2 separate regions of the Homo sapiens genome follow, and region 1 is linked to region 2. The links are chromatin loops, found by intact Hi-C in ENCODE. Cell type or tissue: OCI-LY7. All regions are shown on one strand.

Evidence for each region. A loop is a pair of places that touch in the nucleus more often than their neighbours do. Peaks named below come from ENCODE experiments on the same cell type or tissue, not always from the same donor. Only the 100,000 strongest peaks of a DNase experiment are listed, where the experiment ranks them.
Region 1: a loop joins it to region 2, with 4 times the contacts of the local background. A loop is called at or near these places in 3 of 110 quality-filtered maps.

Annotation. Positions count from the first base shown.
Region 1 is chr2:225,268,924-225,273,923 of GRCh38, reverse strand. No RefSeq gene overlaps it. Among named protein-coding and RNA genes, the nearest start is that of NYAP2, 130 kb to the left of the region's middle. In OCI-LY7, a CTCF peak has its summit at 2,889 (motif pointing right); DNase peaks (open chromatin) are centred at 2,923 and 3,673; H3K4me3 peaks cover 1,180 bases; H3K27ac peaks cover 2,707 bases.
Region 2 is chr2:226,968,219-226,973,218 of GRCh38, reverse strand. All of the region lies in intron 8 of RHBDD1 (rhomboid domain containing 1), which reads right to left. LOC124900533 (small nucleolar RNA SNORA48) reads left to right here and starts at 4,097; the gene lies at 4,097-4,230. It also overlaps a transcript of COL4A4 not described here. RefSeq lists an enhancer at 2,651-2,720. In OCI-LY7, a CTCF peak has its summit at 2,559; DNase peaks (open chromatin) are centred at 1,228, 1,958, 2,658 and 3,688; H3K4me3 peaks cover 3,073 bases; H3K27ac peaks cover 4,489 bases.

The sequences.
Region 1 (5,000 bases), 1.7 Mb after region 2:
GAAGTACCTAGCAAAGAGGGAAGAACCCCTTATAAAACCATCACATCTTAAGAGAACTCACTCACTATCATGAGAACAGTGTGGGAGAAACTGCCCTCATGATTCAATTACCTCCACCTGGTCTCTCCCTTGACACATCAGGATTATGGGGACTATAATTCAAGATGAGATTTGGGTGGGGACGCAAAACCTAACCATATCAAGGACCTTCTTATTTGTGTGGCTTTCATAGGGTGAAAATACTTGAGAAGTATTTAATGTTACACATCAAATAAAATATTTGAAAACTGCTAGAAATCATAAAACATGAATACCTAATATTTACAGAGATTTTATGTTTCCCCGCTATTTTCATTGAGCTATTTGCACTTTATGCTTACAATATGCTTATAAAGCAAAAGGAGTCAGTGAATACAAAATTCTATTTTCCAAATGGGACAGAGCGAAGTCAGGAATTTGCCAGAGGTCAAAAACCTTGGCTAACAAAGACCTGAATAAGTGTATCTTTGCTGCCTCATCTTTGTGCTCTTCCAAACAAGTGACCTTGAAAGGGGTAATCTTCCACTGGCAGAATTTTGTGTTTAATATGTATAATGAATATTTATTGGCTTTCCAGATAGTATTTTAACAAATCAGCTCTGAGTGAGACACTTATTTACTTTACAGTGGAGATAACCTCTGCATGTGATTAATTATGACTTATAATTACAGTCTGCATATGAGTTCATTTTAGCCATGTGTCATTGAGTTATTTATTAGTAATATTGTTTTAGCCCAGCATTTCAATTAACTATACATATCATTGGTGATTTCTAATGATTCCCCAGTTTTAAAAATGAAAAATTGTGGTTTTTTGTGTATTTTAATTTACCAGATAAAACAAAAATGTTTACCAAATGATATTAGTTTATTTTGTGCAAAAGACCAATAATATCAAATACATTCATAAAAATTTGAAAAATAAGTGAAAATTCTGCACTTTGTTCAGCATTTTGAAAAGTTGTTCAGTCTCTAGCTGGAAAATGGAATCACAATGCTGGAGTCTATAACATACAAAACATAATAATAAAACATCCATTGATGTTTTGATCCAAAGTTTGCAAACACTTTTGTACATATGATGTCACTGAATCCAGACAACAATGAATAGTAGCTAATGAATGGAAAGGATCAATCTGCCCTGGTACAGTCAATTTGGGCCCCTACCATTTATGGGTGATTTTCATGGTTTAGAATGAATTTATGCAGAAATGTGAAGCCAGTATCCAGTGTTTTTAAGAAAATCTACTTCTTACATTCTGGAAAATATGTGCATAAAGTCCTTTTAATTTTCTGTCACCACTACACATCCCTTCCCACCATCACTTATGGCATTAATTGTAAAATAGCAAAATCAGTTCATGCTATTCAAACATAGAGCATAATAGTGCATTCTATCAAATGGTACAATAGTCCAGGTGATAATGTGCTAAAAAATGGAATGAGTCACTATTGAATGTTGGGAGGAATGACATTGAAAACTGGATGAGATCCAAGTCAGGCACCAGGGAAAGAACAGGTAGGCCAATGCCAGACTAATGCTAGACATGCAATATATAGCTCAGAACAAGTGAAGATCTGGAAACAGGCCAAGAGAAGGTGCTTCCAAGACTTAAGCAATGGTGAGCATCAGAGCCAGAGTCTTGAGGGCAGTGTAACATCAGAGTCAAGATGAATACATGAAGGAGAAAGGTAAAGGAATTCACAAAACTTTTGTCTATTCTCTCATAAACCTTGCCTCCTCCACTCTTCCCAGTTTCCCTTATAGTAACTAATATTCTGAGAGCTTGAATGTAGGTTTTTCTCATTCATTTTTCCAGCCCAGGCTGGCACGATCTCGGCTCACTGCAACCTCCACCTCCTGGGTTCAAGCGATTCTCCTGCCTCAGCCTCCCAAATAGCTGAGATTACAAGCATGCGCCAACATGCCCAGCTAATTTTGTATTTTTAGTAGAGACAGGGTTTCTCCATGTTGGTCAGGCTAGTCTTGAACTCCTGACCTCAGGTGATCCGCCCACCTCGGCCTCCCAAAGTGCTGGGATTACAAGCATGAACCACCATGCCCAGCCAGTATTTTCTAATTAATTAGATATAATTTCTAACAGATCTACAAATACCTATTAAAAGTAGACATACTGAGTTGAAAAACAAATGTTTTTAAAATATATTCGTAAGTATTTTTGCTAAATCACCTTCACATTATGGGAAGATTTCCTGAATATACCCTTTATAACACACTGAGTTTTATCTCTTAATTTTGGACAATCTTGACAAAATAAAAATAGGATCTCCCTATTTGTTTAATAACTACAAAGTAGAAGTTTTTTTCACTTTTATTCTGTGGGTTTTCTGTGAATAAATATTCATGTTTATTCTGTAGTGGTTTGTTTACTCACTTTTTACAAATTTTAATTGGCAAAATTGTATTTATTTATAGGGTACAATGTGATGTTTTGGTATATGTTTACTATATGGAATGGTTTCATCAGGTGAATTAATAAATCCATGACCTTAAATTATGCTCTTTTTTTGTGATAAAAACATCTCAAAATTTGAGCAATTTTGAAAACTTAAAAAATTGATGTGGAAGTGTCTGGGTTCTTATAGGAACTTTCCCTGACAGTGGTATTTGAGTGAAAGTAGTGGGTTGAGTTGGTAATCCTGGAAAACCCTGATCACAGAGAAGGGAAATCAGAGAAGAGAAGGGGCTGATAAAGGCTCTGTGTTTTAGAGGGTTTCCATCCAAAATCATCCCACCCATGGACTAGAAAGCTAGGGTATTTCCACAACAGCTCCTGTCCGTCTATAGCTAGGAACTGTTAGGGGATTGGGCATTAACTCTCTAGCACTTTCAGCCTGCCACAGGCCACCAGGGGTAAGGAGAAGTGAGTACTGGCTTCCTGCCAATATTATGAGCCAAGAAGAGTAAGTGAGTCATCCACAGTGTCTGCTACAAGGTGGATTGTTGCCTTCGTTGTTGTGAAGAAATCTTTTAATCTTGAAGGATGCTAATTCTTCATCATTTTTCTAGCAACTATTTTTCCTAACTTATATTTGTCTTTTAATTTTTATGGATATTTTCATGTACAATTTTAAAATGTCACCCTTTTCACTTACATTTTGTCCATTGTTCTTATTCTTAAATCTATTTCCCACTAGGAGATCCAATAAATATTCACCAATATTTTAACTTAGATCTCATTTTTCATATTTAGAGTTCCAAATACTATAAGAAAACATAAAACAACTGGTGTCTGTAATATTCTCACTGTAAACATTGAATACATTTGAATATATACTCATACATTTGACATTTGTTGGTTGCATAATCTAAAAGTACTCTCTCTTCTCTCTTCCTAACAGAAACTAGAATTTTCTTTGGAGAATTTTTCATCCATCATTGTGCAGCATTGGATGAACCCTAATTGTACAATCTTTACCATGGATACTGCCATGGATACTGGACCAGATAATGGTCCTTTCCAAATTGGTATATGGCATTTTCTGTGCTCACAGGGTCTGAACTGGGAGTCCCTCAATCAAGGGGAATCACAGGCATTTGTTTGATTTTCTGGTGCAACAATGCCCTCTCCACATGGGTGAAAATGAGGAAGCCATAGCTATAGTTGCTGCTTGCACCTGTCTGACAGTTACATGGTAAAGCAGCCTGAGAACTAAGCCAACACAGAGAAGAATGCCAGAATGGCAGATGAATGGATGTGGAGTCCTAACTAGATTGAGGCTGTTAGGTTTTTTCAATGTCATCATCCAATAATTCCACTTCATTGTTTAAAGCAGTTTTTGTTTCACTTCATTTACTTACAAGATACAGTTCTGATTTAATTAAATATATGTACTTTTTGTTAAGATCATATTTGATTCATTTTTAGATGGAAAGGAAAATTATTAAAGATGTTTATAACCCAATAACACATACATTATTTATGATAATAAAAGAAAACAATTACCTGATGTTAAATGTGAATGCCCTTAGTTTTCTATAGAAAGTCCTAGCAACATTTGTTCTTGTCTGTGTACAACTCCAAAGTGTTTATTTTCTGATATGGTCAGGCTTTGTGTCCCCACCCAAATCTCATCTTGAATTGTAACCCCCATAATCCCATGTGTTAATGGAGAGACAAGGTAGAGGTAATTGAAGCATGGGGGCGGTTCCCCCATGCAGTTCTTGTGATAGTGAGTGAGTTCTCACAAGATCTGATGGTTTTATAAGGGCCTCTTCTCCCTTCGCTAGGCACTTCTTGCTGCCACCTTGTGAAAAAGATGCCTTGCTTCCTCTTCGCCTTCTGCCATGCTTGTAAGTTTCCTGAGGCCTCCCCAGCCATGCTGAACTGTGAGTCAATTAAACCTCTTTCCTTTATAAATTACCCAGTCTCGGCAGTTCTTTATCATGGTATGAAAATGGAGTAATACATTTTCCTTGCAAAGATCCATCTACATATAATGGACCTTGGTAAATAAGATGATACTCTCAACTTTAATAATTATTGTGTTTTAATGAGCCATACAGATATTCAGTCAAACTGATTCATTTTACAAATAGAGAAACTGAGGCCCACTGAGGTTAAGCTATCTGTTTGCAGAACTACTCATTAAAAAAGAAAAATGATAAACCAGGCCTCTGGCTTTTCTTTTTTTTCTTTGAGTATTTTTATTTGAAAATGTTAATTCCTTGTGGACAACAAAAGTTTATGAATATTACATTATCCCTGTTGATTTAAATCTTTATTCTCAAAATATTTGTAGCTTAATCATCAATTTACTATTTTTGATATTTTTTGATATGATAGGAAATTATTCTCTATTTGGAGAATGTTGATATACAGCAATTAAGTATACCCACACTTGTCCCTGGGATTTTTTTTGTACTATAAGAAGTTTCATGACTTTTTAGTAAAGATTGCTTAAAGTTTAACAGGGAAAAAATATAATCAACTGAAAAT
Region 2 (5,000 bases):
GATGAGTTTGGAAGAAGATCATTTAAGGACAATCAACACTATATAGTTCCGTACACACACATACACACTGCAAAAAGGAAATACTGAAAGTGAACAAGAACCCCGAGGCTGAAGTCCAGGGAGGAACTTCTGTGAGGAAGGATGGCAGCCACAGGGCACAACCCAAACTCAGGTAGGGCTCTGAATCTCTACTTTGAAGTCCAGGCCTACCAAGAAATTAAAACATAAATATAGAAAATCATATAGCAGTGGGGGAACCTGCATGGTTTTTTGTTTTTTTTTTTTTTTTGCTACAGGCTTCCTTCCTTTCTTTAACTTTAGTTGATAAATGGAGGGATTGGGCCTTCTAAATACATGTGGTAACTTGTGTACTTACCTATAACCCAACCAAAAACTGACAGAAACCAAAACATTTCAAATAGACTTCATGAAAGGCACCCTTAAACAGCAAGAGCTTGGCCGAGTGTGAGCAGAGAGCCCCTGGACTCGAGAGACCAGTCTGTGCCGTTCACTGTTGTGTCACTATCATAGGTGTCTAGTCATTATTTGCTGAATGACTGACTCAAAAAATTTCATAGATGGAGGGCAAGTTCCACCATTTCCAGCTCCTGCCTTGACCCAGAAGCTCCGTCCATGAAGCAGCACTGCAGGGTTTTGAGTGTGGCCCACGTCTGCCCTGGTGCCATCTAGTGACCCTGGGAGTCCAGATGAACTGGGTGGAGCAGCCTTCCCAGGCCCACTCATATGGGCAGACCCCTTTTTCCAGGGGGCATAGCAGGGCTGAGAAAGAGGAGGATGGCTCTGCTCTTTAGGTAATCCCTGTCTCTCTCTTCCCTCCTCTCATTTAGCACCTTTGTGTTTCTTTCTTAAGAAGTGGGCTTTTTCCATCAATGATTGACTGGATAAAGAAAATGTGGCACATATACACCATGGAATACTATGCAGCCATACAAAAGAATGAGATCATGTCCTTTGCAGGGACATGGATGAAGCTGGAAGCCATCATTCTCAGCAAACTAACACAGGAACAGAAAACCAAACACCGCATGTTCTCACTCGTAAGTGGGAGTTGAACAATGAGAACACATGGATACAGGGAGTGGAACAGCACACACCAAGGCCTGTTGGGAGTTAGGGGGCAAGGGGATGGAAAGCATTAGGACAAAGACCTAATGCACGTGGGGCTTAAAACATAGATGACGGGCTGACAGGTGCAGCAAACCACCGTGGCACATGTGACCTATGTAACAAACCTACATGTTCTGCACATGTATCCAAGAACTGAAAGTAAAATTAAAAAAAAAAAAAAGTGGGCTTTTGCTTTCTCTCTAGTTTTCTATCATGTTCAATAAGTTCCTTGCCACCAAATTCTAGAGCTTTGAAGAAAGGCCACAAAGATCCACCTTTGGATTAAAAAAAAAATCATATCTCAACAAAACACACAAATTACATGACAGATAACTTAGAGCAAATGTCCAGTATTCTAAAGAAAACAAACCAAAAGAAACAACAGGCAAAAAACACCTCTCTGATTTTGTCAAGAAACTTGTCTGAATATTTGAATGTTAGTAGCCACATTTATCCCATATTTGCAAGGCAAAAAAATAAACTATAGCAACTAAACAGAGAGAAAAGAATGGATTATGACCTGAAAGTGGCTATTGCTGCTTCATGAACTTATCAAAAGTCAAATAAGCTGGTAGTCTATTCTTTCTCATGCCTTAGCTGTAACAGAGAAGAAAACTGGCTTGGAACAAAACAATGAGAAATGGGGAGGAACACACTTTGATACACAGCTTGAAGATGCCCGTTCTGCTTCACTGTGATGACAGTGCAAAGGAAATGAGCCCGCTAAGGGTTCAGACGTCCTTCGACACCAGACTTTGCCACTTACTTGTACTTCACTTATTTGTTACTTCTTCTATTCCTTCTCTCACTCACTTGGGCATTCACCAACAAGCATTTAGTAAGCACCTGCCTCGGTTCTGCCACAGGTGTGAGGAGGGAAACAGGAGTGAATGAGAGCAAGAGGCGGCTTCAGCCACTGTAGGGACAGCACTCAGGGAGGGTGAGTTTTTTAAAGGCCCATGAAAATGTTCCAGACCTCAAAATAATTAGTTGGTTCCAAAATGAAACAGAAACTATAAAATTAAAAGTAGTAAACATTTAATTAAGTGTCTACGAAATGTACCATCTCAACTATTTATAACTCAACTCACATATATGATGATATATATTATACACGGGATCTGTGGGACAGATAGGAGATTGCGTATGTTTTAATACACTTGAAATGATGTGGGGCAGGGCTTTCAAAAGTAAAAGTCCACGAAGGTCCTCAAATGTCCCCACATGATGGGCACGATATCCCTCCTCTCCGAGGCACACACCAGCTGCCAAGATTGCCTTGTGAAATACTGAAGAAAGTCGCATCCCTGAGCCTCAATTTCTTTATGAAAACAAACAAAAACAATGGTCCTCAAGGCAGTTTTGAGAATCAAATAAAAAAAGTACATTGGAAAATATTTCACAGGCTGGCAGAGATGAAAAGTAAAATTGTTAACTCCTTACATCTTTATTCCTCCAGGTGGTGAGTGCCTCTCGCTATGTTTGATGCTACACACCTGCTGCCTGAGCAGCCCCTGAGAAGAGAAATGGACCTCTACCAGTGCCTAAAAATAAGGCTGCTTCCGTGCCCTCTGGCAGCCAACAGATGTTCACGATGGACAAATTCACACACAAACCAGGATGCTTCATGTACAGATAAAACTTGGTCCATATCATGAGACTCATATCATGAGACAAAGGTTAAAAAGGGGGGAAAAAAGCTTATTTTAGTAAAAAATGAAACCATTTTTCAATTAGTTTCAGTTCTAAGCAGACACCGTCTTCTGTTTGTCCTAAAAATGAGAAGCTGGAGACAGCTCCTCAATTCAGTTTTATTTCTCTCTTTTGTTGGCACTTTAAGAAACACCTTAATTCTCCCAGCTAGCAACAATAGTAGGTAAAAGGGGAAAATACATTCAATTCTGGGAAGAAAGGATCACATAGCACAGTGCAGAAGTATATCCTAGGAGGCCATGTGATTTTATTCTTTGTCATTTTTCTCTTTTCCCTTTTCTTCTTCATGGACAACCATTTAAGGAATGCGGGGGGAGAGGGCTGGGATGACGATGTGACCAGGTTAAAAGCAGCCCAGGACATAAAATAAAAAATTAAGGGGGGGGGGACAGTTGTAAACTTCTGAAAATAGAAACTGCCTCAAATGTGTTATTCCAGTACACCAGACCCTCCTTCTGAGTTCAAGATTCCCTTTGTGCCTCGCCACAGGATGTGTTAAGATGATATACAGTGTGTTTAAATAAAACAAGAAAACAAACCAAGAAAAATTTAGCATTATGAAGAATGAGAGTCTACTAAAAATACTCTAAAATGACTTCAAACATGAAATCACATTTAAAAAATAACTTTTTAATGACTTAGGCATAAGTGACTCAGGAACATATGGATTACATTTCCTTCAAAATGCATATGGCTTTAACAATTGGGGGAGATTTGTTTGGTTTGTAGGACACAGTTCTGAAAAGGAAAGAAGTCTGTCAAACGGGACTCACGTTTTCTGGTGCTTTCTTTGGTGACGGAGTCAATTGGCCTTAATGGCCATTACCTAAGAAACTTGGAACAGCTTCCTTGGATGTAGTTTAACTCCCTTTCCCTATTTAGGCAAAGTATTCAACACATTTATAATAAATGACTCTCCTTCACCCCTAATATCTCAAGCATCAAAAACAGGTCTACTTCCTTAAAAAAAAAAAAAAAAAAAAGGCTGAGCTGTCTTAGCCCAGAGCAAATGGCTATTGCTGCTTTGTGACAGTTGGGCACAGACTTATATACAGGGATGTTTTTCATTCTTTTAGCCCATTAGGAACTAAGGTCAAGAGAATGTCACTTTTTTTTTCTTAAAAACACAAATTTTAGACAAAGTCTGCAACAATCAGGCTCTCTGTTACCGGCCGAGCCTTCGGTTTTTATCACACCAACCTCACACTCTCACCAATGCTACTGCCACCACCACCATGACTATAAAACACCTCAGTGTTCTGACATGGGAAGAGTAGCTTCTGGTTGGTGGAGCCCATCTCACATTAGCCAGAGACAAAGCAACACCTTGTTTATCCCGGCTTGGCTTTTGGCCTGTGTCCATGACTGGTCCATACCTTGGACACATGGATGGTTAAAGAAAGAAAAAAAATCCCTTAGCATTCACAATGTTTAACTGTTTCCAAAAGGCACCCTCAAATATCATCTTCTTCCATCCTGGAGGACAGTTATGACAAGTACTGAACCCACTCCTCAGATGAGGAAATTGAGAGCTGAGGTTCAGGGAAAAGCCACATAGCAACAACTAGCCATTCTGCAAACACCGATTATACTTTCATGCCTTGGCTTCTTTTATTGTTTCCTTTGGCTAATTTTTAATAGTCACCCCCTCTAGAATGCCAACTGCCCCACTTAAAAATTCCCCATTTTCAAGGGTCAGAACAAATGGCACATGTTTCGGAGAGAGTGCGCAAACATTCAATCTCCAAGTGCGATGCTCTTTTTTGTGTGTCAAGTGGGCTAAGCCACCATCTCAGGTTATTCAATTAAACACTAATCAGGGTGCTGCTGTGAAGGCATCTGGTAGATGTGATTAAAGTCCATAATCAGCTGACTTTAAGGGAGATTATTTTAGATAATGTGGATGAGCCTGATTCAATCGGTTAAAAGGCCTTAAGAGCAGAGCTGAAACTTCCCTGAAGAAGAAGAAATTCTGCTTGTGGACTACAGCTTCAGCCAAGTGCCTGAGAGTTCCTGCTCACCCTTCCTGACGGCCTGCCCTACAGATTTTGGACTTGCCTGGTCAGCCTCCACAATCACATAGGCACTTCCTTGCAATAATAGCTCTTAATATATGTCTCCACTGGTTTTGTCTCCTGGTTGAACCTTAACTGATAAAC